Regions from separate parts of the Homo sapiens genome. Here region 1 is linked to region 2. Evidence: chromatin loops called from intact Hi-C (ENCODE). Cell type or tissue: CD4-positive, alpha-beta T cell. All regions are shown on one strand.

Region 1 (2,500 bases), 52 kb after region 2:
TACAGTGTGTGTGTCTTGGGTCCAGTTGAACCTATTGCTCATGCCTTATAGCACATCCCTTCGCTGTTCTACATTGTCAAGGTTCTTGGCAGCAAGCAACAGAAACCCAGTCTGACTAACTTGGATGAAAGGAAAATTCACTGCAAGGCATAAAGGCTGGAAGGCCAGGCCAGGCCCAGGAAATACACAGAAAGCAAAGGAGGCCAGGGAGCTGGAACCAGAGCCCAGTTCACTACGGGAGAAAGTAATTAGAATACTGGAGTGAGATGTCACCATGCTGGACACTTGATGCTGCACCTCTAGACTTTCAATAACTGCCAATAATTTATAAACCACATCTGACTCTTTCTGCCTCTCCTGCAAGATTCAGGGTCCCATGTGGTTGACTGATCCTGAGTCACATTCTCACCTCCTGCTTCCCCCACCCCAGCTTTGGCTTCCACAGCAGGAGGTGGTACATTGGGACCCTCTCAGATAATACACAGTGGAGAACGCCTCCTGATTGAAAGAGGGATTGGATGCTGAAAGGCCAAAACTCTCCATAAATAGCTACAGGATCTGTCAGTAGGAAGTGGCCTCATTCCCAAAAGAGTGATGGAGACTCGGTAACCTTTCTTGGTAACAGGTAACTCATCCACAGGCCCCAAACCTGGACTCTGAAAGTTCCTCTTTCTGGCTGGAGCTGGTCAAAGCCATGCACAGGCAGAACTCGCCAGCATCTTGGAGGCTCAGCTGTCAGGTGATGGAGAACAGCTGGGGTGGTGGGTCGTCAGGGTCACCTGTGAGAAGCTAGGGAGAGGAGAGAGTTTCCATGGGAGGCAGTTGAGTCCCTGTTCTCCCTAAACCAGGATAATCAACTGCCTTCCTAGGGCATTGTCACATCACTTATGGGATTTGTTTTCTCTTTGGCAGGCTTTCCTGAGGAAAGAGCAATTAACCTCAAGTCTGTCTTCAAAAGGTTAGAGTCTTTTTTCTCCTGAGAAACAGAAAAGAGACGTTGGAAGCTGACATGCCTCTTTGTTTATTCTTCGTGCAACTCCTACCAAGATCCTGGAAAAGCAGTGATTCCTTCACAGTCACCCCTTTAGGGTGGTCCCTAAAACCAGATGCAGAACATTTTAGAAAACTCCAAGTCAGTGCTCATTCCTTGGGGCAACCTGCTCTGGGCCTTGTTGAAGGAGAGGTCTGGTTTGTGACATTAACAAGTACATGCTGACAACAAATACAACCACTTCCTCACCTGCTACCATGAGGAAACCAACATACCAGGGTTGCTGGCTTGGAGGGAAACTTACAAACACCCACGAGAGATGGTGGCTTTTGGCCCCTCACAGCCTCCGTAGTCTCCTGGATTTCCCTGGCAGAAGGCCCTCAAACTATGCACAAATGAGGGGCATTGTGCATCCGTCCTATTTTTAAAAACTCTCCAGGAAATACACTTGCTGCCTACACTTCCTCACCACCCACTCGCTCTTCGGGGCTTCTAATCCGGCTTCCGCCCCACCTCGTTCCTGATGGAGCCCCAGGAAGGACTCCAAGGACCTCCTCCTCAGCCACAAATCCTGCAGCCTTGCCCCAGTCCCTCATCCTCAGCCGGTTCAGCATTCCACAGGAAATCTCCCCTCTCTGGGTTTCCGTGGCAGGAAACTCCCGTTGTTTTCTCTTTTTAATGTGTGTGCCTACCCAGGGATCTGAGCTTAGCACCCCTCCCTCTGTGCTGCCTCCTTCATTATCTCACCTACCCTGGGCCTCACCTGACACCTCCATGCAGATGGTCCTCACTTCCAGCCTCTCTTGTCAGCACCAACTCTGAGCTCCAACCCCTGTCGGGCATCAGGTCTCGGGTGCCTCTTCTGAATGTCTAAATATCCCAAACGGAATGGGTCATTTTCTGCTCCAGTTCTGTCCTCCCTTTATAACCTCCTCTCCCAAGAGCCCGCCACCCTCCAGTGTTCACTCTCCAAATCTTAGCGTCATCTCTGGCTTACCCAATGGCCTTACCCCCAAGATCCAACCAATTGCAAGTTCTCTCTTTACCACATCTCTCCGATATCACCATCTTTGTATTCCCATCAAGTGCTTATATTCTACTCTTTTTCAGACCATTGCAGTAACCTCCTAACGGATCCATCTCTACTCTGTCCTCCTCCCACACCCCTTTCCCCACAATCTATATTCTGTGCTTCTTTGAGGACACTCTTCAAGTTCCATCAGGAAGGCACTATTTTGTCTCCCTGCCCTAAAACCTGCAATGGTTCCCACTGCTGATAATAAGTCCTAAGCCTGGCTTTACACCCATCATAATTCAAGGCTCTCCCAGTCCACTTTCCATCACCTTCCCTCTAGGTACACATTTCTGCAGTTTACCTCAAATTCCCACTCATCTTGAAACACTCTGTCTTCCCATCTCCAGGCTTTTACTCAAGCTGGACCTTTCTCAGGTAATGCCTTTCTTTTTATTTACGTCTACCAAAATCTTACCTTTCCCTTTAGGGTCATC
Region 2 (2,500 bases):
AAAATGCGTGCTGAGCAAATTTCCATTATGCTGACCCTTGTGGGTGGATTACAGTTTCAAAACCATAGTAGCTTCCTGTTGTCCTCCGGAATCTTAACTCCAGTCCTCTGGCTCTATATTTTTTTAAGTGGGCAGGTTGCTCAATGGAGTGATCTGATAGGGGAGCTCTTGCTGGAATAATGGGGTTCTCAGTGGGGTTGGTACTGTGCCCAAAGAGGCATTTGAAAATTTGGGAGAGCAGTTTTCTGGTCATCACAATGATTAAGTGACTACTGGCATTTAGTAGGCCACTGCCCAGGGCAGTCCCCATGATCAAGAATTGCCTGAGTCCCACACAACTTTGTTTATCCCTCTGGACAATACCTAGGTGAAAAACCTGTTTTTAATCATCTAGAACCTTAACAAACATTTTGGTCTGTTTGTTTTGGGGTTTTATTTTGGTTTGTTTACTTTAACATACACTGAATTTCCAAAGAATGTCACCACTGTGTAAATCAAGGGAAGAATTTTCTTCATTGCACTGGAACTTTATCAAAGGATTGTTTAATATTATAACATACCCTTAGGAGTCTACATTTGCAGCTGTCACATTCATGGGGATTTTATATGGGTCCAAGCATCGGAGCACTTCCTCATGTCTAGTAGTGTGGTCATTCACATGTTGAGGCACACAACTTATTGTAAGTTTCGATCATATCTCTCTTAACTATTACAGTTAAGAGATACGGATTTGTTTGCACTTACGTATGCATCTAGGTTATATTATCTCTGAATTTCACTTCAGGCAGGTAAGGAGGCATAATAAGTAGTTTTACAAGGGGCGTTGGGTCTGGCAGGTCAGATGATTGCCTCCTGTGCACACGTGTAGGAGACAGCATATGCACAGCAGATACACAGTACAGTAGTGACTGCACAAAACCAGAAGGGGAACCCTGCCCCAAGCACAGCCCGGCTTCATGATCGTGTTGCAGATAATGATCCAGTTGCTGCCTCGCCCTGTGAGCAGCTGCAGGAATCAGTCTGGCTGAGGGCGTGCTTTTCTCTGAGTCGCTGGAGTCAGCTTTGGCTTTGATTTACAAAAGCTGGCAATTTCACTGAGTATACGACAGATCAACAGCAGCCTTTTCCCGTGCAAAACACCTGGGAGAACTTCCTAATAGGCCTACCACACGGCTGTCACTTAATGAATATGTAACGGAAGTACAGTTTGATGGAAATAGGAGATTCTGGCCTATTTTTTCTGGGTTTTAGAAGAATGCTGATAAAATTCCATACCTCTGGCTTGGTTTTCCAACCATAAAGATGTTCCTGGTCTAACATATTATCCTCATCATCATCAACATCGCCATCATCATTATCAAAAAAGCACAATTTTGCCAAGTGTCTAATAGCTATTCATAGCAGCAGTGCCTGAGACTGCTCATCTTGATAATGCTGACTACGATCATTACAATTTTTATTATCCAACTCATTTATTCCACATTCAACAAATGTCTGTTGAACACCTAACCTATTATTTGCCAGAGACTGTGCCAGGAATGAATAAGCATATGTAGTTCCTACTTTTGTAGAATTCATAGATCCAGGGAAGAAATCAATAGTAATAATTACACAATTACATGTGCAGTTATGGCTAATTTAATTATGAAACAGGAGAAAAATTCCTTGGACACCCCCTAGGTACCTGAACTCTTCATTTTTGCATCCTACCCCCCAAGTTGCTTCTCCCCCAAAATCTGATCTGAGTTGTCTGCACAGAAAACTGAGTCATCCTAGCAATCACTTTTCTAACTTCTCATTCTTGACACCTAATTAATCACTGAGTGCTACTAATTTTACCTCCTCCACATTTTTCTAATGCCTCCCTTCCTCCCTATCCCCACAACCCTGTTTATCATCTGGCTGGACATTTGTAACAGCTTTGTAACAGGTCTCTCTGCCTTTAGTCTTGGCACTGGTGTTGATCAGGATTCAGTCGCAGAGAACAGAATTCACTCTATCCAGCTTAAGTAGATGGTGATTTGTTACAAGGTATTAAATGGCTTACAGAATTGCTGGAAAAGCTGAAGAAGCAGGTGGAGCTTTTGAAAATGGCTTTGGGAACCACATTGCAGAAACTGAGTGCATGGGATCTACTGCCTCTTTTATAATCCAGAAGCTGCATGTCAAACAAAGAAGCTTATGCCTGAGCTGCCAGCTCCAGAACCATGCCTCCATTGCCATAATCAGATGCCAGCGTGCTCAGAAAGCCATGGCAATTAGGAAACAGCCATGATTCAAAGAAACTGTGATCATGAAACCACGGCAGAAAAACCCAGCGCCTCTGTGAGCAAGGGGACCAGCAGAACCCCCAGGGGTGCAGCCTCGCTTCCACCTTCCAAATCCCGGGCAAATATTTCTGGTTGATAAAACCTAAATCATGTCCAGAACCCAAATTACACCCTAAAGGTGTAGTTTTGAGCTTCCTAGCTGCTGCAGAACTGCAGTAGAGGAAGGCTCC

The links. Peaks named below come from ENCODE experiments on the same cell type or tissue, not always from the same donor. Only the 100,000 strongest peaks of a DNase experiment are listed, where the experiment ranks them.
Region 1: it touches region 2 in a loop (3.0-fold over the local background); 5 of 110 quality-filtered maps call a loop at or near these places.

Annotation. Positions count from the first base shown.
Region 1 is chr4:152,114,613-152,117,112 of GRCh38, forward strand. No RefSeq gene overlaps it. Among named protein-coding and RNA genes, the nearest start is that of LINC02273, 15 kb to the left of the region's middle. In CD4-positive, alpha-beta T cell, no CTCF peak of the experiment used is centred here; a DNase peak (open chromatin) is centred at 1,299; H3K4me3 peaks cover 845 bases; H3K27ac peaks cover 2,082 bases.
Region 2 is chr4:152,063,076-152,065,575 of GRCh38, forward strand. No RefSeq gene overlaps it. Among named protein-coding and RNA genes, the nearest start is that of LINC02273, 36 kb to the right of the region's middle. In CD4-positive, alpha-beta T cell, no CTCF peak of the experiment used is centred here; a DNase peak (open chromatin) is centred at 956.